7 separate regions of the Mus musculus genome follow, and regions 1, 3, 4, 5, 6 and 7 are each linked to region 2. A link is a loop called in an ENCODE intact Hi-C map of the cell type or tissue named here. Cell type or tissue: left cerebral cortex. All regions are shown on one strand.

The links. Hi-C counts contacts between places; a loop is a spot of excess contacts. Peaks named below come from ENCODE experiments on the same cell type or tissue, not always from the same donor. Only the 100,000 strongest peaks of a DNase experiment are listed, where the experiment ranks them.
Region 1: it touches region 2 in a loop (2.4-fold over the local background); 26 of 42 quality-filtered maps call a loop at or near these places.
Region 3: it touches region 2 in a loop (2.8-fold over the local background); 15 of 42 quality-filtered maps call a loop at or near these places.
Region 4: a loop joins it to region 2, with 3 times the contacts of the local background. A loop is called at or near these places in 24 of 42 quality-filtered maps.
Region 5: a loop joins it to region 2, with 6 times the contacts of the local background. A loop is called at or near these places in 41 of 42 quality-filtered maps.
Region 6: it touches region 2 in a loop (6-fold over the local background); 29 of 42 quality-filtered maps call a loop at or near these places.
Region 7: a loop joins it to region 2, with 3 times the contacts of the local background. A loop is called at or near these places in 26 of 42 quality-filtered maps.

Annotation. Positions count from the first base shown.
Region 1 is chr10:80,755,874-80,759,873 of GRCm38, reverse strand. All of the region lies in intron 1 of Dot1l (DOT1-like, histone H3 methyltransferase (S. cerevisiae)), which reads right to left. Among named protein-coding and RNA genes, the nearest start is that of Dot1l, 2.7 kb to the right of the region's middle. In left cerebral cortex, CTCF peaks have their summits at 1,947 (motif pointing left) and 3,620; DNase peaks (open chromatin) are centred at 1,099, 1,943, 2,701 and 3,645; H3K4me3 peaks cover 1,498 bases; H3K27ac peaks cover 2,726 bases.
Region 2 is chr10:80,993,692-80,997,691 of GRCm38, reverse strand. All of the region lies in intron 2 of Gng7 (guanine nucleotide binding protein (G protein), gamma 7), which reads left to right. Among named protein-coding and RNA genes, the nearest start is that of Gng7, 19 kb to the left of the region's middle. In left cerebral cortex, CTCF peaks have their summits at 764 (motif pointing left) and 2,262 (motif pointing right); a DNase peak (open chromatin) is centred at 2,280; H3K4me3 peaks cover 368 bases; H3K27ac peaks cover 525 bases.
Region 3 is chr10:80,828,874-80,832,873 of GRCm38, reverse strand. Oaz1 (ornithine decarboxylase antizyme 1) reads right to left here. Exons shown (of 5, transcript NM_008753.4): 5 at 3,584-4,000. The coding sequence ends at 3,870. It overlaps Lingo3 (leucine rich repeat and Ig domain containing 3), which reads left to right. Exons shown (of 2, transcript NM_001013758.2): 2 at 1-73. Among named protein-coding and RNA genes, the nearest start is that of Mir1982, 2.1 kb to the right of the region's middle. In left cerebral cortex, no CTCF peak of the experiment used is centred here; a DNase peak (open chromatin) is centred at 1,521.
Region 4 is chr10:80,816,634-80,820,633 of GRCm38, reverse strand. No RefSeq gene overlaps it. Among named protein-coding and RNA genes, the nearest start is that of Jsrp1, 5.1 kb to the right of the region's middle. In left cerebral cortex, a CTCF peak has its summit at 2,449 (motif pointing right); no DNase peak of the experiment used is centred here.
Region 5 is chr10:80,926,544-80,930,543 of GRCm38, reverse strand. It overlaps Gadd45b (growth arrest and DNA-damage-inducible 45 beta), which reads right to left and starts at 453. Exons shown (of 4, transcript NM_008655.1): 1 at 185-453; 2 at 1-96. The coding sequence starts at 228. In left cerebral cortex, CTCF peaks have their summits at 1,319 (motif pointing left) and 1,882 (motif pointing left); DNase peaks (open chromatin) are centred at 34, 584, 1,376 and 1,818; H3K4me3 peaks cover 1,766 bases; H3K27ac peaks cover 1,622 bases.
Region 6 is chr10:80,878,648-80,882,647 of GRCm38, reverse strand. Tmprss9 (transmembrane protease, serine 9) reads right to left here and starts at 2,832. Exons shown (of 18, transcript NM_001081688.2): 1 at 2,685-2,832; 2 at 1-13. The coding sequence starts at 2,832. In left cerebral cortex, CTCF peaks have their summits at 1,162 (motif pointing left) and 2,109 (motif pointing right); DNase peaks (open chromatin) are centred at 1,146 and 2,108.
Region 7 is chr10:80,745,963-80,749,962 of GRCm38, reverse strand. No RefSeq gene overlaps it. Among named protein-coding and RNA genes, the nearest start is that of Ap3d1, 5.7 kb to the right of the region's middle. In left cerebral cortex, a CTCF peak has its summit at 2,370 (motif pointing left); DNase peaks (open chromatin) are centred at 1,132 and 2,363.

The DNA of each region.
Region 1 (4,000 bases), 240 kb after region 2:
GAAGGAGGCAGATGCTCCAGTAACTGCTTGACACTCCCTCCCTGAACAGTCCTACCCTGCCTATGCCCCAGCATACTCACACCACCAGCAGAGCAGCCTGCAGTAGTTTAGCCTGTGTAGGACCTCAGAAGGTTATCACATCTCAACCCCAGAGCTGGTGTCCACATACAATGGACAGCTGTGTTTGGGTTAAGTTAGCAACAGACCAACAGTCAGGTGGTTGGACACCAATGTTCTGGAAAGATAACCAGCTTGGCTTGCATAACGAGGACCCCAGGAAAAAAGGACAGGTCTGCTCCAACAAACAGACCACTTATCCAATCTGAGATACGGGGTGGCAGACCTGTGTCTCTGTTATCCAGAACCCAACTCGGCAGGAGCCCAGTGCCCAAGTTTTCCCTCTTCCCAATTATGGCAACCACAAATATCACTAGGCATCACCAAGTGTCAATTAAAGACAGACCCCATGAGAATGGCTGGCTAACCTTTCCATGTGACAGAAGTAATGACACCTAACAGAGTGTCACATACCCTGCAGGGAGGCTGGGAGAGGTGGTCTGTCCTCATCACTTAACCTCACATGTAACTTGAAGCCAGCAGGACATCTCATACCCATATTCATAGCAGTTGAGAGAAAAAGACAGGATTGCTCTAAGTTTGAAGTTAGCCTGGGCTACATGGTGAGTGCCAAACTGCCCTGGGTACAGAATCAGACCATCTCACCCAGCTGGTGGTTTCCGGGCAGTCCCCTACTCTCATCAGTAAGTGGGTTTGAAAGGCAAGTACAGAGCCAATGTTTCCCTTGGCCACACATGGAAGCCCACCGTTACCATCCTTTCCCTGCTGAAACAGGTAATTGGCCCACATAGGCAGGCTAAAGGTCAACCCACCTTTGCCCACGTGAGCACAGATTAGCCTGGACACTTATCCGAAAAGGTCAGCAGAAGAAAATACCTTCTGAGTCACGCTGGGGCTGGCTCATTCTACCCACAGCACGACTCACCCAGCCACCCACGGGACTCCTGAACTCATCAGAAGGGACACGCCACCACACATGGCCTACTGAGTCACCAACAGGAAGGCCACCCTAGTCCTCCTTCTCAGGTTTGTCCCCTAAGCTGCCTGCCAAGCAAACAGCTAAAAATGACATCTACATCACTTCTGCCAAAGGGATTACTCTGTGAGGTTCCAGAGCCCTAAACTGCTATAAGGATGGTGTCCCCCTCCCACCTGTCACTTGTCCAAACCTGGTCTCCAAACTGGGTATTTCTGAGTGTGAACACAAGGCTACTCAACTCCTCTAAGAAGCTGGGCCACCAGCCCAGGCCCATGACTGCCACACTCAGTTCCTAATCTGTCTGTCAAGTTCCAGAGCCTGCAGTGATGAATGTCTTTCTATCCTCTGTGCCCCAGGGGCACCAAAGGTAGCTTGCAGGTGCTTTTTACAAAGGATTATAAAGCCAGACCTGGTGGCACACACCTGGCATCCCAGGACTCTGAAGGAGGCAGGAGGATGAAGGCCAGTTGGATTATGCTAAGACTCCATCCATCCCAAAACAAACAGAATAGACTGGGAAGGCCTGTAGGTGGGTGGGCACACAATGCCTCAGTAATGGGATCACAGCACAACAGATTTTTCTGTGTTTGCCTGATTGGGGGAAGGGACCTGAAACAAGAGTCTGATGCGCCCCAATATGTGGGACAGGCTGGCATGGAACTCACTATATAGTCAAAGCTGGTCTTGAACTCCTGATCCCTCTGCCGCCACTTCCTGGGAGCTAGCATGGCAGGTCTGACACTGGTGTGTGCCAGGTTCTGGCTTCCTAAGAAGCAGAACTCTCCATGGAACATGGTACTAGAATAGGGCACTGTGGAGCTGCTGCTCTGCTCAGGCTTTGAGAGAGCTAACCACCCCTACCCTGCCACCTGCTGGCTCCTGGATGGAGAGCAATGTGACAGCCACAGCTGGAAAGTGCCTGCAGATGTCAGGAGCAGGGCTGGGCCAGCAGAGCCAACCTTGCCAAATGAGATCTGGGCCAGCAAGGGAAAGGCACTGGGCGGTCATTCCCAGCCACCCGCCACTGGAAAGCCAGTTCCCGCCAGGCTCAACTGAAGGCCTGATTCACATGAAAGGGTCAGCGTCACTGGGTGAACTTTCAGCCTTCATCACCAGGGGACAGGGCAGAGGCAAACTAGAAGCACCATTCAAATGGGCACCAACAAGGTTGTGGTAGTTTTTTTTAACCCTTCAAACTCATATATGACAACTTTGAGGATACAGCCTGGTGACTGTCTACTCAGTACAGACCAAGCAGCCCATTTCTTGGTCTCCTCAGTGACAGCTTCAGCTTGAACAAGGCTACTGCAGGTGTCTGGAGTTCTAAACTCCCCGCATCCCCAACACACACACACACACACCACAGGGGTACAAGCCCATCATCCCAACCAGCACTTGGGGCAGAAGCTGGATATCACTGCAAGTTCAAGGCCAGCCTGAGCTACAGAATGAGTTCCAGGTCAGCCACTATATAACAAGACCAAAGAAACAATAGAAAAAGAAAACACTAGGCCAGCACAGGCATCCTATGACTGGCAGAATCATCACCAAACTTGGCTCACTGCCCAAAGGATGCTGCCCAGCTAAAAGAAAAACTAGGGGCAGCCTCAAACCCTCAGACAGCGTGGGTGGGCAAGTCTCAGACACATTCTCCCGGGTGAACACTGCAGAGTTGCTGATCATTCCCTGGACTTTCTAGAAAAAGCTGCTAGCAGAGAACACAATGTGACAGCCAAGGAAGTGGGAGGCAAATGACAGAAGGACAGTGGAGGGGAGGCTGAGGTGGCTGAAGTAGGCTGCACCTCGACTGTGACCACAACTCACAGAACTGCCCTGCGAAGGGTGGCTAGTCAGAACAGCCAACTCTGAGAGGGAACGTACTAAAGAGTGTGCTCTTCCAGACAGCCTCACCAGACAACCTCCCGGACTTCCCAACCTCTCAGACTCCACCAACACCAGGGGACAACTTTTCCCATTTCCCACAGTCCTTCCAGTCGTGGTAAGAAGAGGGACAAGCCTCCCCAATTTCTCAGACTCTTTGTAGGCAGACCACCAACCAGGAACCCACACTATAGACCAGGTTGGTCAGGACTCCTCCTGCCTCTGCCAAGTGCCAGGATTAAAAGTGTGTGCCACCATGACCAGCATACACACAAACAGATATTTCAAAATTCCTATTACATTTGTGAGTGGCTGTGTCTGTGCACACAGTGAGGTCAGAGAACTTGTGGAAGTTGGTACTCTCCCTTCTGCCCATGTCCCAAACATGGAACTCAGATTATAAGACTGTTGCTGAGCCATCTTGCTGACCTCAGGAGAGTTGAGTGGACACTTGTGGGAATGTTCAAGGACACACAGGGCTGCCTAATTCGAAGAGGCAGAGGACAGGTGCAAGGGCATCCCAGGACACACATGTTCCCTGGGACCCCAGTGAGGATGTGAACTCAGCAGCACCAGGGAACCCCACTGCTGTATCTTCTACTCAAAGCATACAAAGGGCCACAAGGGGACAGTACACTGACCTCCGCAGGCCCTCCTGGACTTCAGAACCCACTTGCCTCTGGCACTTCCACTTTAAGGGATAACACCTCCAGCTTTGCAGAGTCGCACCAGCTCTACCCACCAGCATGAGAGGACAACCTCCAGACTCCCTAAGTCCCCTCTAGCCATGCCACCAACATTAAGAAACAACTGCTCCAGCATTCCAATGTACCTCCAGGCCAATCCACCAACGTCAAACGACACATGAGGTACAAATTGAGATGACAACCTCTCTAACTTCTCAGGTTCTTTCAGCCGGGCACCCTGACATGAAGAAACAACTATTCGGAGCCCTCCTACCACTCCACGAACGTGGGGGGACAACCCAAACCCAAGGGCCAACCTCCCCCTGACTTCCTAGGGTTCTTTTTAGCACCTGCCCATGAACATCAAAAGGTGACA
Region 2 (4,000 bases):
CACATCCCATGTTCCCTGCACCCCATATTCTGAACTCATGGGTTGAGGCTCCTTAGACCTAAAAGCTGGATGTGTTCAGTCGTGATGTGCCTTTGAGATTTGGCTTTGTTTTCTGGGTGTGTGAGGAAACCTGCAAGATTGATACTTTGAGGAGAAAAGGTTTCGTTTTGACTACCAGTCCTGTTGAAAACTTGCGAGGTTAGTCTGTTTCTGTGCCTGTGTCAAAGTGCCCAAGGCTGCAGCTGCTTTAGAAGGGAAAAGGTTTGCTGAGGCTCAGGATCGAGTATGAGCTGCATCGTCTTAATTGATTCCTGTGACTGTTACAAACTGCCTAAGGCTGGAGCCATTATAAAGAAAAAATTTGTTTGGACTCTCAGTTCAGAAGGGAGGGCAGTGTGTCGTGTTGGAAGATCACCTGGCAACAGACTGAGGCCAGGCCTGGGCTGTTAATGTTTTGTTTTGAGAAAGTGTCTCATTATGTAGTCCAGGCTGGCCTGGAACTTGCAGAAACCCTCTTGCCTCTGCCTCTTGAATGCTAGGGCCTGTGCCAGCACAGCCTTCCTTGATTGTGGCCACAAATTCTCTCTGGTAGACCCTTGAGTGTTGGAATTGAACAAATGCCCACCATGGGGCATAAGAAATGGCTCAGTGGCTACAGCACTAGCTGTTCCCATAGAGAGCCCAGGTTCAAGTCCCAGCACCCACACATGGGCTCCCAACTCTATGACTCCAGCTCCGGAGGAAACAGGACGACCCCTTCTGGGTGCTTCGGATACTGCACACATATGTAGGGACACACATTTCATTGAAGATATAAAAAAGTATAAGAATACTTTCGTCTGTATGTCTGTCCAAATGTTAAGAGTATATTAGAAGCCACGTCTGCACTACTTGATTGTGCGACTCACCCCACCAGAACATAACCACACAAGGGCTTGGGATTGGGTGCAGTCACGCGCTCTTGTCTCCCAACACCCGGAAGTGGAAGCAGGAGGATCTGGAGTTCAAGGTCATCCGCAGCTTCAAAGTGAATTGGAATCTGAGACCAACCTGGGCCACCTTTCTCTCTAAAAAATAAAGGAAAATTTAAAAGGTCAGCTCAGCATGGTGGCGCATGCCTTTAGTCCCAGCACCTGGGAGGCAGAGGCAGGAGGATTTCTGTGAGTTTGAGGCTAGCCTGGCCTACCCAGTGAGCTCTTATCTCAAAAAACAAAACATTAAATTTGGCTTTTATATTGTCAGGGTACCCCGTGTGACATCAGGGCACATCGTGGCAGGCATGATGGAGAAGCCCCGATGTGGGGCGGACATGAGGCTGTGGGTGTCACTTAGGGTTCAGTGTGCCCCACAGAGAAGCCTCCAGGGCTGAGTCCCTGACCTTGGGGACCTACCAAGGAGCTCCTGATATGAAGACTTTTCTGTTGCAGAAGAAGCAGTCTTTCTTTCAGGAGCTCCACACAGAGTGGGCTGAAAGATAACTCCTGAATTTTTTATTCTTTCTTTGTCTTTTTTTGTTTTGTTTTGGTTTGGTATTTTGAGTTTGTTTTTCAAGACAGGGTTTCTCTGTGTAGCCCTGGCTGTCCTGGAACTCACTCTGTAGACCAGCCTGGCCTCGAACTCAGAAATCTGCCTGCCTCTGCCTCCCAAGTGCTGGGATTAAAGGCGTGCACCACCTTTGCCTGGCCTTTTTGATTTTTTTGAGACAGGGTTTCTATGTAGTCCTGGCTGTCCTGGAACTTGCTCTATAGTCAAGGCTGGTCTCTCAATTCAGAGATCTTCCTGCTTCTGCCTCCTGAGTGCTGGGATTAAGGTGTGCACAACCACACCCAGGATCTTTAATTTTTTTATTTTAATTTTATGTGCATTGCTGTTTTGCCTACATTTGTGTCTGAGTAAGGGTGCCTGGTCCCCTGGAACTGGATTTATGGGTGTTTGTGAGCTGTCATGTGGTTACTGGGAACTAACCAAGATACACTGTGAGAGTAGCTGGTGCTCTAACCACTGAGCTGTTAGTTCATTCCAGTGTCGGCACTTTAAAAAATTACTACATGTATTTATGTGGGCACGTGCGCATGTCCTGAAGCATGTATGGAAATTTACGGGACAATTTGTAGGAGCCTGGCCTCTCCTTTCCCGATGGGGAGTCGAACTCAGGTCTTCTGGCTTGATGACCAGTGTATTTATTGCTGAGCCATCTCCCTCATCATTTTGTGCAAGTTTGGCCGGGATAGCAAACAATGTCTGCTGTTACCACGTGTGACCACTAGGGGGCAGGAGAGATCCGTGCGTTTCTGCACCGCAGCACACAGGGGAGGCGTCAATGGGTTGTGTATCTCATACAAAGCTTGGAAAAGGAAAAGTGGAGGCTGACTCCGCCGTCCACGATCCTGGGGTGACAATCACCACTCCATGCCCCCCAACCCCATGGACAAAACGAAGCTCGAGAACATGTGGCAGGATGTGGGTGGGAAGCTCCTGTCACAAAGTCAGCGGACACAGTCAGCTCAGCACCCTGCAGACCCAGGGATGTCAGGAGAAAATAGCATGGCCACAGAGCCGCTCGGGAACCCTTCTCCATAAAACCTTGACGCTCGGGGGATCCACGTGAGCTCGGAGCCCCGGAGCAGCCCCAGTACAAGGTGTTTCTTCAAGTTCCCATTTTTCTTGCAATTTGGGGACATTTTTGCTGGGAACATGACTGGTGCCTTTTGTCAGGAACCGCCCTTGTGCAGGTGGCTCAATCTCTGGCTTCCACACACACACACACGCCCTTGGCTGCTCACCCTCCGGGTCTGTTCCAGGTGTGTTAAAATTGTGCTGTTATTGGGCCTCTGTGGACAGGCTGTCCTGGGAACACACCACAGAGATACAGGTCTGTGGTGCTTGGCTCACAAGGTCATAGCAGCTGCCAGAACACCAAACATGCCCAGTGCTTTGTCACAGTGTGTTCACATTGTGTCTCAGCAGGAGTGTCCCCTGATGTGACCTAGAGGCTTCTCCTTGCACAGTCTGCAGCTCAGAAGTCCAGAAACTTCTCAGAGCATTGAGGACTTCGAGTGTGACATTTACTCTGAGAAACAAGATGTGTTAGTGTGATCCTACCCCACGCTTCAGGGGATCCTAGGTGACATCTAGGGACATGTGCAGCTGTCACTCTGGGAGTGCTTCTGGCATGGGGGTGGAGACTGTAGAAGCTGTTGTGTTCTGTAGGGTCAAGGACACCCTACAGAGGACAACTTTGAGTAGTGTCTCCAGCACCTGGGGACACTGATGCTTTTTTTTGTTTGTTTGTTTTTGTTTGTTTGTTGTTGGTTTTTTTTTTGTTTTTTTTTTACTTTTTGAGACAGGGTTTCTCTGTGTAGACCTGGCTGTCCTGGAACTCACTTTGTAGACCAGGCTGGCCTCGAACTCAGAAATCCGCCTGCCTCTGCCTCCCAAGTGCTGGGATTAAAGGCGTGCACCACCACTGCCCGGCTGGGACACTTAAACATTTACTGGAGTAGAATATGTCACCGGGACAGGGGACTGACCCTCTTTTCTCTCGTGGCTTAGTGTGTGGGTTTCCATGTGAGCAGGACCTCAGTGGGAGCAGGTGGTTGGGTGGCACAGAGTCTCCAGGGTCCCTGGGAACCCCTAAGCCAGGACATCTGTGCTGAGGACAAGCTATCCCTTTTGCCCATCAGAATTGGTGGAGACTATTGCAGGGACACAGACCCTGACCAAGAATGACCCAGCCCCAAGCATCCACAGTGCCGCTGACCATGGAAGAAGAAGCGTCTGTGTTGTTTGAGACTCCGTTTCCTATAGCCTAGGCAAGCTTCAGATACTCTTTATGTGGCTAATGACGACATCGGGGCTCTTGATCCTCCTGTCTGCACCTCCTGAGTGCTCTGTGACACGTGTGTACCACCACATGCTAGGGACAGAGCCCAGGGCTTCATGAATGCCAGGCAACTGAGCTACAAGTACCCCACCAACCAAGCTACAAGCACCCCACTGA
Region 3 (4,000 bases), 160 kb after region 2:
AGTCCCAACAACCTCTATCCTCACCTGCTGTGTTTGACTGAAATCCAATTAAACAAGCTGATTTAATACAAAAGTCAGACGTTTAGATATTATTATTCCCATAGAAGGGGTGGGGTGGTTGTTGGAGTGGCTGGGTCCCTCCTTTGAGGTTGGGAAGCTGTGTGGCTCTGATAGCTAGGGTGACCTGGGGGAGAAGCTGCGGGCGGCAGAGTCGGTCATGATGGTCACGGGGATGCACAGGGCAGCCCAGCACTGGAGGCAGGACAGGTGGCCAGCTTCAGCTATGAACAAACGGGACTTAGGGCTGAAGCTGGGGCTCACCTCCCATGCAGGTGGCCGATTCTATCCCCAGCACCTCAGACACTTGGTGTTACCAGCAGGTGTGTGACAGTGATTTTTCCCATGGCCAAACAGCAGGGCAGGACAGGGCTGGGAAGCTCACTGAGGACAGTCCATGTTCTCTGGATTAGACAGAGGCACCGGGACTTCCTGAGTGGCCCGCCAACAGGAACCCAGGGAAGCTAAGGCCCAGGCTGAGCTGCCTCTGCCGGATTCTTCCCTAAATAGAAGTCACTGGAGCACTTGGCTAAAAGACCCCAGCCTGCATTCTTACCATTTATTATTTGAGCCATTATTTTTTAACAGAAATTTATGTAGCCCAGGCTGGTCTCAAACTTACTATGTAACTGAAGCTGACCTTGAACTCCAGATTCTTGCGCTTCCCCCCACCCCCTTTGGGGTGCTGGGTGACAAGTGAAAGCCACCATGCCCATCTTTGCCCCCCCCCTGCCCCTGCCCTAGGCCTGCTCACTTCAGAATCTCACCTCCTGGTTTCTGTTCCCACAACGTTCCATCCTCCAGGGTGCTAGAGGTGAGGGGTAGTCCTGGGAAGGTCCAGCTCCACTCTGGGTCTGGTTTATCTGCCTAAGTCTGGCACTCCTCTTTCAAGGGGTCCTGGGTTGTTGCTACAGGCACCTGCCCAGCTTAGGGGCTGAGTTCTCTGGGACTGGAGGGTCCTTGGAGCAAACAACTTCAGTTTCCAACCTACCTGTGTACATGCACTGCGTACATGTGCCCCCACATCCCCAGGACAGCAAGAGCAACTCTAGTCACCCACAGGTAGCTACTGAAATAGCAGTTCCTTTCTGGCCAGTTCATCTCACCATCTGCAGGCAGCACTCAGGAGACTGGCTGGAGCAGCTCCCTGGGCCCAGAAAGAAGCCTGGGCGCTCACTGTTCTAGGCCAGAAGGCAGAAGCTCTGTAACAGGGGCACTTTAATGGTCCAAACAAGAAAACATATTCCCAACTTGTGGTCCGAGCCTGTTATCCCAGCTATTTGGGATACTGAGGCAGCCCCACCTAGAAACCCCAGCAACGGGGGACGGGGGTGTGGTCAGAGGTGGAGCTCCCACTTAGAATCCCCTGTGAGGGTCTGGAGGTGTGGTAAGTGGAGAGGGCCGGCTTAAAATCCCCTTGAGGAAGCTAGGGGCGTGGTCAGGAGCTGGAGGCCCTGCCTAGAATGCGCCAATGAGGGGCTGGGGGCGTGACCAGCATGTGAAACCCTGAGTTTATCAGGAGCATCACAAGTCAAGGGCTGGAGAGAGCTCAAAGGTGAAGTGCATGGTTAAGAGCTGGCTCGTTCGGCCAGCTGGAGATTGGTCAGTGGTTAAGAGTACACACAGCAGACTTTGGCCCAACACAAGTCTGTTAACTCCAGCTCCAGTTGCCCATCGTTTTCTCAGGCAACTCCACGCACATGGCACACACGTACTTGCACATAAAATTAAAAACAATAAAAGTAGCCAGGCATGGTGGTGTTCACCTGTAACCCCAGTACTGGAGAGGCAGAGGCAAGTGGATCTTTGTGGCTATCCTGGTCTACACAGCCAGTTCCATGCCAGCTAGAGTTACACAGTGAGACAGACTGTCTCAAGAGGCAGGAAAGTGAGAGATGGGGGCGGGGTGGTGGTGGTGAGCGCAGGGTCTTTTGGTTTTGTTGGGGAGGCCGGCAGTCGGGCTGGTCACTTAGCAGCCTCTTTGCTCCTGCTACCCAAGGAGGCTACAGGGCATATGTCTGCTACCACCTGTACCACACCTTTTTGGGAGCATGGTACCTCCCCTGAAACGTGTTCAGGAGGTGACTGTCTCCTACCTGAGGTTTCTGAATGAAAAGGGTTGTCAAGCTCACAGGGCGCTCCTGGTCCTCAGATTATCCTCAAGCCTTTTCGCTTTGCACAGTGTGACTGTGTAAACCAGGCTAGCATGGAACTCAAGCCCTCTAGGTACTGGGAGAACAGGCATATGGCCTTGTTGGTATTTCTGAGAGAGGCCATGGTGAGGGAACACTGTACACTGGGGAACAGGGAGCATGCATCTGACCTGTCCCACAAAGCTTCAACTATCAGGTCCTTGATTGGTAATATGCCAACCCATCTGGGGTACAACACCCACAATCTCTGATTGGTGTCTCTTACACAGCTGAGTTCCTAAGACCCTGACAGCTGCTTTTGGTGTTGCAGTGTGACCATGTTGACTACAATCTACCAGGATCCCCAGGCAACCGTACATTACTACTAAATTAAAACAAAAAGAGTTGGGGTAGTGAAACATGCCCATCACCCCAGCACTCAGGAGCAGGAAGATCATGAATTCTAGGTCATATTTGACCACAAAGGAAACTAAGGCTACCTGAAAACAAAAGAGGTTGTGTTGCTGTCCCTGCTCAGGTCTCCATGAAGATAGGCAGCTATTTCTGGAATTGGACAGCAGGATGTGTGATCCCACAGTACCCCCATGTGCACAGGAGGGGGAAGATATTCTCAGGTCTGCCTGGCCACTGCAACAGTCTAACCTCGGCCTTCCTACCACCTCCAACACTCCCTACCCAGCTACTTCCACATGCTTCCTATAACCAAGTTCTCCTGGTCTGTCCACTGCTTCCTGTAGCCAAATTCTCCTGGTCTGTCCACTTGTCCCTGAGGTTGTAGGCTCCATGAGACACACAAAGCCTGCACACAGTAGGATCTCAATAGCCTAAAATGACACTACAGTCTTACCTTAGTCCCTTTCTTGGACAGAGCTTATTCTGTGTCCTAGTTTCCCAAACACACCACAGCAATGGAGGTGGAGGGGCTTACACAGCAGCAGCTGTGGGACCTGTCCTATTCCTGAGCACCCCCAGGCCTGCCAGTTTACTGGCCCATCCCCTGGTTCATCCATGCTGGCACTAATCCACTGCAAACACTAATGCCACATCTTAACTCCTATACCCTGTATGCAACCCAGTTCCACTCCTGCACTGCTCCAGTGGGCAAAGCATCCATGTCTATAGCTCAGGTAGCTGAGCACACACAGCCCCTGGCCAGCCTCTCCCCACCCTACCCCCCAAAGGTGATGCTGTTCTACCTCAGCCACTTTCAGCCAGTTGCCTGAGGAGCAGTCACAGACCCCATAGCTTCTCAAATGTCCACAACACCCCAGCCCTACCACCCATTTAAGCATAGACTCAGGAGTGACTGAACCCTCTCTGGGCCATAGCTACCAGGGGCCCAACCTAGACCCAGCAGCAGGACACAAGACACAGCCAATGAACGAGATCACTTTATTGGATTTGAGCCAGGGGAGGTGACACTATTTTTCCAGACTTCAAAGGAGACTGCTATAGCATAGGTCACCTGACCATCTTAAACAGCAATAAAAAAGTAAAATAGAAACCTTTATTTAGAATTAAAGCCAACACTTGAGTGTGACAAACACAGCATTCAGCTCGAAGAAGCACCCCGCTAATGGAGTGAGCGTTTATTCTGCACAATCACGACATGTGGACTAACCCAGGAGAGGGCACAGGGACACTGGGCAGGGCTGGCACCTAGTCCTCCTCACCCGGGTCCTCTCTCTCCAGAGTGTAGACCATGAAGCAAGCGTCGGGTCTCTTGGGGACAAGGGGATGCCCGGGTCTCACAATCTCAAAGCCAAGAAAGCTGAAGGTTCGGAGTAGGG
Region 4 (4,000 bases), 180 kb after region 2:
CTTGGTCTGATTTAATTTTTATAAGTTTTTCTGGTAACTATTTTTTTTATTCTTTGTAGATACATAAACATAACCATGTCTCTATCTTAAAACTACTGTAGGTTTCTATTTTAATGCCAACACATCTTCATAGTATATTGGCTGGCCTAGTTCAGTTTTTTTGAAAACCTAGTTGCTGTTCTAGTTTATCAACATTAAGAAAATTTGGAGTTAGCCGGGCATGGTGGTGTATGCCTTTAATCCCAGCACTTGGGAGGCAGAGGCAGGAGGATTTCTGAGTTCGAGGCCAGCCTGGTCTACAAAGTGAGTTCCAGGATAGCCAGGGCTATACAGAGAAACCCTGTCTCGAAAAACAAACAAACAAACAAAAAAAAAAAAAAAGAAGAAGAAAAGAAAAGAGAAAAGAAAAGAAAAGAAAATTTGGAGTTAACAACATATTCTTTAGTCTGTCCCTGGGGGGTTTACATGCCCCTAGCCCCTCACTGGGGGAGTCTAGGCAAGGGCTCTACCCCTGACCACGCCCCCAGCCCCCTCACTAGGAGAGTCTAAACAGGGCCACCCTGATCCTCATGGATTATCCCTGAATCTTCAGATGTTTTCCTATTTGAATAAGCACCTCAGGTAAACAGTTTTGCTTTGCCTTTTTAATTACTGCATACATCATCCATGCCACACCTGTGTGGAAGTCAGAGGAAAGCTCAGATGAGTAGGTTCAGAGCTTTTTGCAGATGGGTCTTGAGGATTGAACTCTGGTCTTCCGACTTAGTAGATAGCATCCCTACCCATTAAGCCATCTTTCCAGCCTGTATTTGAGGTTTTAAAATATGGTCTACTTTAGAGCCCACTCAGGCTTGAAACTGTCTTTCTGCCTCAGCATTCCAAAGGCTAGGACTGACCCAGGATCCAGCATGCCCCCTGGAATCCAGTCTGCAGACCTGCTGAGATGGGTCACTATGTCAGTGTGTCCACAGACTGGAACCAGGGCAGAAAGAGCAAGGGGCAGAAGCACAGGGGCTTGCTGCCAAGCCTGCTGACCTGGGACTCACATGGTAGAAGAAAAAACTGACGCCAAAATTGTCCTTTGACCCCTCTCAACCGCTCCCCCTGGATGTCTACAAACAAGCACACACAAAACAAACACATGTCATTTAAACAAACAAGTAAATTGAGATTAGGCATCGCAGCACAAGCTGAGACAGGAGGATTATTGTAAGTTGGAGTCCTGCCTGAACTACAGTGTGAGATTCTGTCTGAAAATACCTAAGAAAACGAGATACACAAAAAGGCAAGTCGAGGTAGCTCATGTGTTTAATCTATTTTTAAAGGGGACCCAGGCAGATCCCTGAGTTCCAGGCTGATAAGGTCTACAGAGTGAGTGGTGCTAGGCTTCAAAAACCAAACCAAAAAATAAAAAAGTAACAATTCTTAAGAGGGGGAAGGAAGGCTGAGCTCATGCCTGGACTGGCAAGAGGACTGAAGAGATTGTACCTCAAGGACTTGATCTGGCTCAGCAAGGCGGGCAGGAGGTGCAAAGGCTTGTTGCAACTGTCCCCACCCACCCCAGACTCTGCTCAGAGATAAAGCCTAGCCCAGCCTTTGCATGGGGAGAAGGCCTGAGTATCTCCACACAGGACAGAGGTAGTTTTGAGGAACCCAAAGGGAGCTGGCAGATCTTAAGTCATGGAGGTGTTTTCCAGTAAACGCTACTATCTCTACTCACAATATTTTATTTTGTATTGTTTTTCTCAGTCTATATAATGGGACAAAAAAGAGACAGAGAAGCGAGGAGGAGACAGAGGAGTGGGGTGGAGAGAGAGAAGGGGCGGGGGAGTGGAGGACCAATGGTTGCTTGTGTTTGTTCAGCCTTGGAGTTGTCCCTCCCTCACCAAACCCAGCCCCGTGAATCCCATCTTTCCAGTTTTCTTATATTTTGGTTAGCTTTTACTTATTTATTTATTTATTTATTTACTTATTTATTTGTAGCAGGCTGGCCTCGAACTCAGGCCCTGCTTCTCTGGGACTGGTCAGGATGCCCTCATCTGTGTTCCAACCACAATCATCCTATCCTAGAGGGGAGTGGATAGGATGCACCAGTCACAGGCAACAGTGCTGGCTCTGTTCTTAGTTGTTTCCAAACCCTTGCAGAGGACTCAAGCTTGGTTCCCAGCATCCACGTCAGCTGGTTCACAACCACGGGTAACTCCAGCTCCAGGGGATGCAATGGCTCCAAAAGCATCACCATCATCACTGTCATCGTCATCACCATCATCACTGTCATCGTCATCACCATCATCACTGTCATCGTCATCACCATCATCGTCGTCATCATCAACAGCCGCAACAGCAGCAACAACACCACCACACACACACAGTTTTAAAAAAAGGGTTTTTTTTAATACTTCTTTTTTTTTTAATTTATTATATGTAAGTACACTGTAGCTGTCTTCAGACTCACCAGAAGAGGGCACCAGATCTCCTTACGGATGATTGTGAAGCACCATGTGGTTGCTGGGAATTGAACTCAGGACCTTCGGAAGAGCAGTCAGTGCTCTTAACTGCTGAGCCATCTCACCAGCCCCCTAACAAAAAGTTTTAACTTAAAAATATTAAAAGCATCCAGGTGTGGCAAATATTTTTAATACCAGCAATCCGAGGCAGAGGCAAGAGAATTTTTGTGTTTAAGGCCAGCCTGGGCTACAGAGTGAATTCCTGGACAGCCAGGGCTACACAGAGAAACCCTGTCTCAGAAAAACCAAAACCAAAAAACAATCTTGTGGGTGCCATGTGACACCCGAGTATTTTCTTCAGGGAACCTGCGGCCCAAGACCTCGACAAAAACATTAAGGACCCAGGGCTGGTTGTGGTCGTGTACACCTGTCATTTGTCCTCTTGGGAGGTGGAAGCAGAAGAGTCAGGAGTTCAAGGCTATCCTCAGCTACATAGTGAGCTACATGAGACCTGCCTGTGCTACAGGAGACCCTGTCTCAAAACAAATGCTGAAGCCGGGCATGGTAGTGCAAACCTTTAATCCCTTTAATCCCAGCACTCCCAGCCAGGGCTATACAGAGAAACCCTGTCTCAAAAACAAAACAAAACAAAACAAAACAACAAACAAACAAACAAAAAGAAAAACAGAAAAAAAAACACACAAAAAACAAATGCTGGCTATGAGGTGAATGCCTGTCATCTGGCTTGAGAGGCAAACATTGCAGGTTCAAGGCCAGCCTGATTCCAGGCCATCCAGAGTTATGGAGTAAGACTCTGTCATCTAGCTGGCTGGTAGCCAAGCATCTGTACCCAGGAAGCTCAGTGACCTGAGGTGGGTGGGTCCCTGGAATTCACAGGCTGCAAGGATAAGCCAGGGAACTAGAGCCTACAAGCCATCCTCTGACCTCCACAGATACTCTATAGCATGGGCACGTACACATGAAGTTACACTAAATAAATAAACGTTAAGGAAACTGTCTGGTAACAGGAGGTGGCCACTTCAGTCTCTATATCCCCTCTGGTAGGAATCTCAGCTAGGGTCACCCCCATAGACTTCCTGTAACCTCACCTGTCCCAGGCCTCTAGCTGGTCCCAGAGGTGTCTCCCCATCAATTTCCAACCCTCTTCCCCTCCCCCAACATCTGACCGCCTTCCCGTACCCCTCCTTGCCCCCTCCATCCTTCCATCCACCACTAATGTCTATTTTATTTCCCCTTCTGAGTGAACTTCATGCGTTCTCCCCCGGGCCCTCCTTTTTAGCTTCTTTGGGTCTGTACAGTGTAACATGGTTCCTGTATATAATGGCTAATATCCACTTATCAGTGACTACATACTATGCATGTGCTTTTGGGACTGGGTCACCTCACTCAGGATGATATTTTCTAGTTCCATTCATTTGCCTGCAGATTTCATGATGTCTTTCTTTATAATAGCTGAGTAATATTCTATTGTGTAAATGTACCACATTTTCTGTATCCATTCTTTGGTTGAGAGACATTTAGGTTGTTTCCAG
Region 5 (4,000 bases), 67 kb after region 2:
ATCAGTTTGGCCGCCTCGTACACCCCCACGGTGAGGCGATCCTGACGCTGCGCGGCCACCAGCAGCTGCTCCACCGCGGCAGTCACCGCCTGCATCCTAAAAGGCCAAATGGGGAGATTAGCCGATGACAGCCCCGCAGACCTCAGGCGGCGGGCGAGAAGACCTCAGCCTCTGTTGTACTCACTTCTGAACCGCGTTGTCGCTCGCCACCAGCTCTTCCAGGGTCATGATGCAGTCACACTCCACAGCGGACCCCCACGGAAGATCCCCAAGAGCAAAGTACAAGTCCAGATACGAACCCAAGAGGCAAAAAAACCTTCCCGTGCGACCAGAAGTGTCGGAGGCCTTCCGGAGGCGGTGGGACTTCCCTTCCCAAGAAAAAAGTAGGGGTAAAAAGAAGATTGCAAAATCCCCCTCGAAATTAATCCAAGAAGACAGAGATGAACGCAGACCCAGGGTTGCTGCGGAGTGAGCGCGCGGGCGCTGCGAGCGGTTTATATGACTTCCCGGGTGGAGGCGTGGCCACTGGAGGCATGCGCTTTCCACCCATTGGTAGATGCACAAAGGGCCGAGTATCCCGCGCTGAGATTGGCTGGAGATGGAAAGGGCGGAGCTCGGAGCTCCGGCGGCCCCACGTGGGGGTCAGGGCTGGGAGGAGCGTGAACGCCAGCAGCGGCGACAGCTAGAAAAGCCAGAGAGCTCTAGAGAGAGAGCTCTAGAGAGAAAAAAAAAAAAAAAAAAAAAAAAAAAAAAACCACAGAAGTTTCTCTCCTGATTTCCCGGCAGCCGCGCTACGCAGGCCGCGCGCGGGGTTTCCAGCGCGAGAGGCTGGCCTGAACTTTCGGGGAGGGCTGTCTGGAATCCCCTCGCTGTCCCCGGAGAGTCCCTAGCCTTTCCCAAGCTCTGAAAGAAGGGATGTGCATGCGCCAGGAGGCTTACTAAGTGTTCTGCCGGCCTTGTAGAGTTGGAGAGTGTTTAAATAACGTCTAGGGTATACAGTAAACGTTTGGTAAGTTTGAGGACGGTGGGATCCTCTCCCCAAAGTGAGAACTACCAAGGCACCCTAGCATCGCCAGCACGAAGGTGCTTTGAGAACGCTCAGCCCTCTAAGGCCAGGGTCGCGGGAGGAGAGGCACACAGGAAGCTTCCTAGTGGTCGTGGTAGGTGGCTTGGCGGTGCCCCAGGGGTCCTGGCTGCAGAGCACTAAGGGATCGCAGGGGGAGAGATCCGGAACCCTTTCTCCCTCCTCCCGGCACCCCGAGAATTTCACGTGTGCACGGGAGGCGCAGGTGAAGAGCCCTCCAGACGCTCTGCGGAGTGACCCTGCCCCCTGCCGGCTGCCTCACCGTCTATCCTCAGATCGATTCGCCACACTTAACCCCTGAGGGGGAAGCCAAGTGGCAAAACCCGAAGGGTACTGACCCGGGGAGAGGTGACTGAAAGGCAGCCGCTCTTATGTCCCTGGCATTTTTGTAGTGCGTAGCATGAAGCACAAGCCCCTTCTTCCACGCGTGTCATTTATCTTTCCAAGATTTGTCAGGCAAAGGAATTGATATCTGCATTATGCAAAATGGAAACTGAGGCTTCCAAGGGCGTTCCAAGCCACAGCTTGAGGGCTGGTAGTCGACAGCAAGGACACGAGCGAGGCAGATAGACCCGCGTGGGATTCTCCCACGGTGCACGGGGGCTCCCGGTGAATCACCCTGAGTCGCCTCCTCCGCCAGCCTGGGTCCTGGCCTCGGCCGCGCGGCTCGGTTCCCCGGATCCCCGGATCCCCCGATCCCGGGTCTGGTGACGCATCCTGCTTCCTCCGCGCCACCCACCCAGCATGCGAAATGTCCCTGGCGTGAGAGGCGCGGCGGCGACACCTGGTGGCCTCATGAGGTCTCTGCTCACGCAGCTTCCGGAAAGGGAGGGGGAGAGAACACTTGGAATGATTTTTTTTTTTTTTTTTTTTTTGAGACAGATTTCTCTGTATAGCCCTGACTGTCCTGGAACTCACTCTGTAGACCAGGCTGGCCTCGAACTCAAGAGATCCGCCTGCCTCTGCCTCCCTAGTGCTTGCTGGGATTAAAGGCGTGGGCCACCACTGCCCAGCGATTTTTTTTTTATTAATTTTTTTTTCGATGCTGGTGATGAATCCAGGACTTCGTGATGCCTAGCAAGCTCATCACCAATATCTACATACCGCTATAGCCCAACCTGGAATAATCTATACATACAGTATTTTAAATATCAAACATGAAGGGCAAGACATCCTCCACAGGATGGAGGGTTCGAGCTGACTCCTGCGAATTGTCTTCTGATCTCCGTACCTACTCCAAAGTGTACTGTGTCCTCACACACAAATAAGTAAACTTTACTAGATGTGTATTTTAATAGTCTAAATTGGCTGCTGGACTGTAGCAATGGTTCAATGGCAGAGCACGTACTGAGCATGTGTGAGGCGCTGTTTTCCACCCCTGTACCACACGAACCCTATGGTGGTACACATTTGTCATCCCAGCCCTAGGAAGGAAGAGACCGGAAGATCAGTCAGTAGGTCAGGATCATCCAGGGCTATGTAGTGAGTTTGAGACTAGCCTGGGCTAAATGAGACCCTGTTTTAAACCTGGGGGTGGGGCTAGAGAGATGTCTCAGCCTTAAAGAACACTGGTTGTTGCCAGGCAGTGGTGGCACACGCCTTCAATCCCAGCACTTGGGAGGCAGAGGCAGGCGAATTTCTGAGTTCGAGGCCAGCCTGGGCTACAGAGTGAGTTCCAGGACAGCCAGGGCTACACAGAGAAACCCTGTCTCGAAAAACCAAAACGAAACGAAACCAAAACAAGACAAAGCAAAACAAACAGCAGGGGCAGAGAAATGGCTCAGAGATTAAGAGCACTAGCTGCTCTTCCAGAGGAACAGGGTTCAATATGGCAGCTCACAACCATCCGTAACTCCAATTTCAGGGGACCAGACACCCTCACACAGACATGCATACAGGCAAAACACCAATGCACATAGAAAGTCAAAAGGAATGATTAAAACACAACCAAAATCCCAGAGGCCTTACTTCTAGAAAGACACCCTGAGTTGGAGCTGGGCTAGACAGAGAAAGGAAAGGTCAGGAGGAGGGGAGGGTCTGTTGGGGCAGGGCACTACAGGACTCTCACAACAAAACCGGAAATAGGGTCGGGGGCGTGGGAACTGCCAAGACAAAGGCTGGAGCTCCTGAGAGGAGATGCTTTGGCTGTGGTCAGGAGGCCACCAGGAAGGGCCTAGACTCCTGGAGGGATCCCAGAGCATTTTTTTCTTTTTTGAGACTGAATCTCATGTAGCCCAGGCTGACCTTACTTAACTGTGTGAGCCCCTGACAATCCTGCTGTCGTGAGTTACATGGGCCCCCACAGCTGATTTATACCATGCTCTGGGGCCCTTGGATACACTAGGCCAGAGCCCTATCTACTGAGCCCCAGCCAAAGGGTTGTGATCACAAAAAGAGAAAGAGCTGTAAGAATATGTTCTGGTGGGGTGTGAGTGAGGGGGATGCCTCAGCAGGCCCATGACCAGGCAGCCCTTCCCCCGAGGGACCGGACATACACCGGTATAGTATAGTATGAAATAGAGTTTAATTAGGGCATGGGGAGGGAGTTGAGAGAATAGTAGAGGCAGAGAAAGGCAGAGAAAAGGAGAGAATAGAGATGTGGGGCCCGGCCTTGACCATGTGGAGAGTGGGGGGAAGGGAATGGGGAGCAAGAGGGCAAGAGGTAAGAGAGAGAGGAGGGGCCAAGCAGCCCCTTTCATACTAGGCCAAGCCTACCCTGCTGCTGCCAGGAACTGTGGAGGTGGAGTTTAGACAGGTGGCATCCAAACTGATTCTGGAACATGAAAAGGCCAAGGAGGGTGACCTGTGCAAAGGACCTGGGGCAGGACAGAGTTTGTTGGAATAGCATCCAGGAGGTGTGTGTCGCCAGAACAGAGGGAAGAAATGCAGATGAGGAGAGAGAGGGCCAGTGGGGAG
Region 6 (4,000 bases), 120 kb after region 2:
GCGGAGAAGAAGGCTGCGGACAAGACGGGTGCCTGGTGAGACAGCCCCACTGTGGGCTTGGGGCTCACCTGCCGAGCCTCCATACACACAGGACCTGACTCCCCAGGTGGAGCAGCATTGAGTCTCTGCTGAAGGCTGTCCTGAGGACTCCCAGAGACAGTATAAAGTGACATGGGCTGTCCCCAAAGTCAGCTTCCTTGACTTGAGTCAGTGACATCACAGGTCACAGTCCCTCAGGAGGTCTTACAGTGTCCCAACCTCCTTCCTAGGATGGGGCAGTGACTCCTGCAGAGGACAGAGTAAGCTGGCAGACACCAGAACCTTTGTACAATTTATCCAGAGGCCACATTCCAGGCTGGCATGCCTTCTTTGACAGTTTGTGACACATGTGAACGTCAGGTCATCAAATCGACTCCCCACCCCACCCCGGCCCCTCTCCCTCTCTCTCCATCATGTGTTTGAGCCAGGGTCTCTCATTGAACACAGCGGCTCACCAATTCAGCACCAATTCCACTAGGACCAGCCAGGGAACCTGAGGAGCCCCTGTGTCCTTGACTCTGAGATGACAAGCATCCATTACTGCACCTGGCTTTTTCTTGTGTGGGGATGGAGACCCTGGTGTCTGGCGAGGTAGTCCCTGTGTGGGGGCTGAGCCATCTCCCAGCCTCTCTTCTTTTCATTCTTTTGAAGCAGGTTTGCTCTGTAGGCTGTGGTGACTTGGATTTTACAACCGTCCCGCCCCAGCTGGCCCTGCCTGTGCCACCACTTCTCCTAAAGGGAGTTTCTGACTCTTCAGTTTCCTCCACTCAGGAAGCTGCCACACGGACACTGTGGTGTCAGGGTATTTAAGACCAACACGGCCGGGCAGTGATGGCGCACGCCTTTAATCCCAACACTTGGGAGGCAGAGGCAGGCGGATTTCTGAGTTCGAGGCCAAACTGGTCTACAGAGTGAGTTCCCGACAGCCAGGGTTACACAGAGAAACCCTGTCTCGGAAAACCAAAAAAAAAAAAAGAGCAACACGAGAGCCTTTTACCCTTAGCAAGTAAATTAGGGGGTGGAGAGACAGTTCAGGCATTTGGAGCCTGACTTGGTTCCAGCACCAATATAGCTCACAACCGCCTATAATAGCAGGTCCAGTGTGCCTTGCACCCTCTGCCGGCGGCCGTGGGTACTGCATGCATGCGCCGCACAGGCATACATGCAAGTAAAAAGCTCATACACAGAAATAAATTTTTTTAAAAAAAGATTTATTGGATAGAGGAGTGGGGGGGAGGGTGTGGGAGACTTTTGGGATAGCATTGGAAATGTAATTGAGGAAAATACGTAATAAAAAAAGATTTACTTATGTATTATGAATACAGCATTCTTCCTGCATTATAGAAGGTTTGAGCCATCATGTGGGGGCTAGGAATTGAACTCAAGACCTCTGAAAGTGCAGTGATCTTACCCTCTGAGCCATCTCTTAGCCCCAGAAATAAAATTTAAAAAACAAAATCTGCCAGACAGTGGTGGTACACGCCTTTAATCCCAGCCCCTAGGGGGCAGAGGTACACAGATCTCTGAGTTGGAGGCTAGCCTGATCTACAGAGCAAGTTTCAGGACAGTCAGAGCTACACAGAGAAACTGTCTCAAAAAAACAAAAAACAAAACAAAACAAAACAATAAAACCACCACCAACAACAACAACAAAAAACAAAATAACACAACAGAAGCAAACGGATAGTGTGTGGGTGCTGAGTCTTAGCCATCCGTCGGGATGGATTTGTGGATTCATGGGTAGAGGGATCATCCCAATGGGCTGTATCGCTCAGTGGGTAGAGCACTCCCTGCAGGCATTGGCCCTGGGTGGTGGCATGGTGGTGCACATCTCTAGTCCCAGCACTTCGGAGAATGAGACAGAGACCATGAGTTTAAAGTTATCCTTAGCAGTGAGAGTTTGAGGCTAGCACGGGCTACGTCAGACCCTTCTCTTTCTCAAAAACCAGGAAAATCCCTCAAAAATGATCGCAAAGGTTTGTGTGCCACTTGGACTGACAGGAAACCCTCAAAGGGGTAGAGCACGAGGGGAGATGAGAATGCTACTGCACGTGACAGGCACAGCCACTAGGGGGCAGCATTCAGCCACATCAGACTGCAGTAACCTAGCCCGTCCAGAAAAGCTTAATACATATTAGTACAGTTGGGGACTGTAGGACAATTATCAATGTATTCTGTTATCTTTTATCAATACAGGGTTTCTCTGTGCAGCTCTGGCTGTCCTAGACTTTATCTGTAGACCAGGTTGGCCTCAAACTCACAGAGATCAAAGGGTGTATGCCACAACTGCCTGGCCAATTAAATTTTTTCCACACAAGTTCCCCAGTTTGTACCCATTATCACTGTATCACCATGCTAACAGGCATGAGCCCAGCCTCTCCTAAGCCACACCCCTGTAGTCCTGCCTGACCCTCCTGCTGCCTTAAGCTGTCAAAACTGACATATCTGTTCCCTCCCCATTCGACCACAGGACTGCCCGCCCACCCGCTCCTTCTTGTCATTGCAAACACTTCCTGCATACCCAGCATATTCTTGGACCCCAGAGCCTGTCCTTGCCACTGCTGGATCTGGCTGGAAGGTCAGCCCTTTGACACTTGGGATGTCCTTTTGCATCCGAGGACCCAGGCCTTCTTCCTGCCACTTACCTGAAAGGACTCCCAGGGTCACGATGGCCATGCTGATGCCCACCACTGCGATGACAGCCGTTCGACAAGGGCCAGGGTCTGGAGCAGATACAGAGACAGCCTTTGTCACCTCTGGCACAAGTTGTAAGTCTGGTGCAGTGGGCTCCATGGCTCGGCAAAGGTAAGCTCCAGCTAGACACCTGCAAGAGAAAAAGAACAAAAAATGGACAAAGGATTTATCTGACATTCAGCCACACTTGGCCCTGGACTCCTGATCAACTGACTCCACTTCCAGAGTGCAGGGGTGACAGGCATGCACCCAGCATTCCCTGACACCCATGTGGACCCAAGTGCACCCTTTGCTAATCCTGGTATCCCAAGGCTGAGGCCAAGCCAATTTGTCCCATCCTTAAGGAGACTTGATCTGCCTGAAATGGCCACTCAGACCCTTGTGACCGCCATGCACAGCAGAGGGGACAGGTCAGTGGCCCCACTATGACATCACTTAAGCTACAGAGATTCTGGGTGAGACGCAACCATATCCCCAAATCATCACTGAAGTGAGAGACAGGAGCCATGCTGCAGCTCTGACCAGTGAGCTCTCGGCCTCGGGCTGCAGGGGAGACCTCCGTGACAGTCCACATACACACAGATGTACACACAGATGCACACACAGGCGACCACACACATGCAAACACACCCACACACATTCATGCACACATATGCATACACACATGCGCACACATACATATACGTGCACATACACACATGCATGCACACATGTGGATATGTGTGTGCATAACACATATACACATGCACATGTGTGTGTGCACACAGGCATGCACACACGAGCACACACGCATTACTGTGCTCACACACACCCCTTGCTCATCCCTTCCCTGAGGACTTGCTCTTAGTGAGTGCTAAGCATGCCATGCCATTCAGCCCTTCCCACAGTAATTACTGCAGAGCTGCCTTGCCCACAGACACAGAGCCCTGAAAAGGGGCTGATGCAACTCTGTGAACCTCGGGAGACCTGAGCTGGGGAGACCAGGCTACCAAGAACTGCTTCACCAGAACCAAGCATGGTAGCACACACCTGTCATCCCAGCATCCAGGAAGCTGAGGCAGGGGGATTTCTATGAGTTCCAGGCAAGGCTGGACTGCCAAGTGAGACATTGTAGCCAAAAATGGGGAGGAGGTAGATGCAGGCCATGGAACACAGACTACTTCCTGGTCAGCTCTGATCCTCAACAGGGGACCAGGATCCTGGCTTTGGGAGACCAAGTCTACCCTGACACTTGGTCTGTAAGTAGGGTTTGTTGGGGGTAAACATG
Region 7 (4,000 bases), 250 kb after region 2:
ATACCCTGAGCAAAGGTGCTGGGAGTGGAAGCAATATTTCATCCTGCAGGTGTAGCGCATCACCAAGAGAATTCAGGCCTGGAACCTGAAGGCAGGCAGGACCTTGGGCATAGGCAATGGAGGAGGACTGCAGAATGGCTTGCCCCCGTGGCCAGTTCACTCTACTGGACCTCGGCCAAGAAAATGGCCCAGGGATCAGTCTGGTTAGGGCCTTTACCCAGTCGATGCTCTATCTTCCAAGATGATTCTAGCTGTCTCAAGTTGATGTAACCTACTCAGAACAAAACCAACCAAGGCTACAGAGATGCTTTCGGCAGAGCTGCTGCTGGCATGCTGGAGTCTGATCAATGGCAATGCTGGCATGCTGAGACCCTGGCAATGGATAGGAGAGAACCAACTTCTGGGAAATGCCCACTGACCTCCACACGCACACAAGCAAGCATGCACACCATAAATAAATAAATAAATAAATGTAATGAAGAGTTGTTTTAAAGTATTTGTTTGCCAGGTGTGGTGGTGAACGCCTTTAATCCCAGCACTCGGGAGGCAGAGGCAGGCAGATTTCTGAGTTCGAGGCCAACTTGGTCTACAAAGTAAGTTCCAGGACAGCCAGGGCTATACTGTCCTGGAACTCACTACATAAATCAGGCTGGCCCTGAATTTACAGAGATCTGCTTCGGAGTGCTGGGATTAATGGCATGCAACACTCACTACACCTGATTTTTCTTTAATTTTTTTTTTAAATAATCAAATCCCAGAGAGCTAGGGACATGGCTCAGGTGGTAAAGTGGCCACCATGCAGGCTTGAGGGCCAGAGTTTTGATCTTCAGAACCCACAACAGGCCCAGAAATAGTGGCGCACACTTTTAATCGATCTCAGAGTTAAGGAGGCAGAGACAGGAGGATTCCTGGAATCCCTGGGGCCAGCCAGCCAGCCAAGTCTGACCCACGAGTTCAAGAGCTAGATGTGATGTGAGGAACCAGATCCAAGGTTGAACTCTGACCTTCACACATGGACACTTGTACACGTATGCACAGCAAATCTTGGGCTGTCGCTGAGAATCCTTAGGAAACAGGAATTAGCAAGTTCCTTGAGGGTGGGAGGGATGGATGCTTTCAGTGGCCAGACCAAAGGAATTTCAGCACCAAGGAGAGCTCCAGACGCTCTCTGTGGGAGGCTTCCTTCATTCTCACCCGCCCTCTTAAAGGGGCTCCTGGGCCAGGGAAACACCAGAGGACCTCAGGGGTTTTTTTTCTCCAGGGGCGAGAGGCATCAGGGACTTTTTAAATGGGAAGATGGTTACATTCAACCTGCTTTTTATTTTCTCTTTTCGATTTATTCATTTTATGTGCATGTGTGTTCTATCTGCATGTACATCTGTGTGTGTCTGGGGCCCATGGTGGTCAGAAGGACTTGGATCCCCTGGATCTGGAGTTATATATGGTTGTGAACCACCATGTGGGTACTGGGAATTGAATCTCTGTCCTCTGGAAAAGCTTCAAATGTTCGTAACTGCTGAGACATCTCTTCAGAGTGAGCCCTCCTCTAGGAATTCCTTTGTTTTTCTTGCTTTGAGACAGGGGCTCACTATGCTGCTCTGGCTGACCTGAAACTTGCTGAGTACCTCCCACCCACAGAGAAGCTCCTGTGAGGCCGTGGCTCCTGTGGCCCCTGCTAGCCAGTGTATCTCATCAGCTTGCACACCCCCTCACTCCCTCATTGCTCCTTCACAGGCTGAGCTGGTTTTGTTTGTTTTCTGCTTGAACTTGAACCCAGGACCTTGTCCATCCTGGACAAGCTTGAGTCTGAGTTTTGTCACCATTCCTGAGCCTCTCTGAACTCTTTGTTCCCATGTCTGCCTGCCTGCTTTTCTCAGAACTTTCTTCTTTCTCTAAATGTCTCCTTGATCTTTGCTCATTGCTAAAGTTGGAATACAGTAGATTATTAGTATGTTGTTGAGTGGGTGGATGGGTGGGTGGATGAGTGGGTGGTGAACGGGTGGGTGGTAGGGTGGGTGGATGGATAGATTGGGTACATAGATTTTATTTATTTATTTATTTAGTTTTTTTTGGGGGGGGGTCGAGACAGGGTTTCTTTGTGAAGCCCTGGCTATCCTGGAACTCACTTTGTAGACCAGGCTGGCCTCGAACTCAGAAACCCACCTGCCTCTGCCTCCTGAGTGCTGGGATTAAAGGCGTGTGCCACCACACCTGGCAGGGTACATAGATTTTTGATGGGGAGGTGGAAGGACTGCTTATGGATAAGTGAAGGTATTCCGTGTGATTAATAACACAGTCTTGAATCTCTGACCAGGTCCACCAGCTCAGGCTGCTGCACCTCTGTGCCTGGTAAGCACTGCCCTCTGCTGGCCACACTGAGGAATGTGCTATTTCCTGAAGTCCCAGTGCTGTGAGATTGGTCTGTTAAAAGCTCTTCTGCCTTCAAGTAACCCCAATGGCTTTGTTTGTTGTTTTGGTGTGTCAGGTAGCCCAGGCTGGCCTGAACTATTCCCCTGCCTCTTCATCGAGAACTGTTTAGAAACAGTTCTTTGGAGGCATGTCCAATCTTGTTAGAATATCAGTAGTCCAGTCCCTTATCGAAACACCAAATGTGAATCAGCAGCTGCAGCCCAGTCTTCTCGACCAGCATTACACAAGAACCAGCAAGGCCAGTTCAATCCAGAAGAAACTGTAAGGCTCCCCAACCGGCATGAGGCCACAGAAGCTGCAAGAAGCTGCAGGAACCGCATAAGAAATTCTTTGGCAGCCAGGCGTGGTGGTGCACGCCTTTAATTCCAGCACTTGGGAGGCAGAGGCAGGCAGATCTCTGAGTTCGAGGCCACCTGGTTTACAGAGTGAGTTCCAGGACAGCCAGAGCTATACAGAGAAACCCTGTCTCAAAAAACAAAAACAAAAACAAAAAACAAGGAAGAAAGAAAGAAAGAAAGAGAGAAAGAAAGAAAGAAAGAAAGAAAGAAAGAAAGAAAGAAATTAATTCTTTGGCAAGTTTCTCCTTGGTATCATCACAAGCAGGGCTCAACAACTCAATGTAAGGTGAACCAAGACATGTGTGTCATTAGCCAAGGATAGCAAGGCAGAGCAAAGCAAATCAATGCTTGAGCCCCACTGGCTGTGGGGTCATATTTATACTCCTTTATCATCCATTCTTTCATGTGTCTGCTATAGCAAAACATCCCCTCACCTGTGAGCCCCAGCAAACCATCATTTGACATAACTAACTTTCCACAGAAACCAGAAGTTTCTGCTTCCTTTGGGTGGAACCCAAGACTACTGACTGCTGGGCATACCCTCTGCATTCCACAGTGTGTCTCTATGTAGCTGAGGCTGACCTAAGTTATTATGTACCAGGCTGGCCTCAAATCCACTGAGACCCCTTGCCTCTGCCTCCCAGGGCAGATGACAGGCCCGGGTCATCATACCTGACTTAATTTAGTCTCATGTAGTTCAGGCTGGCCTTAAATTCACCTTGCAGCCCAAATAAAACCCAAGCTTCCGATCCTCCTGTCTGCATCTCTTCAGTGTGGATGGCAGGTTAACGTTTTCACCTGGCCTTTCTTATTTTGTCTGTTGTGTGTTGCAGTCTCTGATCTTCTTGCCTTGGCCTCCTGAGCCACCACACCCCCATGCTCACCTGACTGAGACACTGTCTCTTTGTTGAGCACTGTGCCCTGAAACTCAGTATGTCAATCAGGCTGGGACCTCAGTGGTCCTTTGCCTAGCTAAAATGTATAAAATACTACTTAAAATTTTTACCTTTTATTTATTTGTTTATTTATTTAATTTTCTGTGTGTAGGTGTTTTGCCGGCACGTATATCCACATCTCCGTGTTCTCCTGTTGGCTGTGGAAGCCAGAAGAGGGCTTGGATCCCCTGGAATTGCAGTCACACAGTTGTGAACCTCCACTGGGATCTGGAAATTGACTCTGGATCCTCGTGCCAAGTGCCATCAAGCACAGGGATTTTATGTGCACTATGGTGT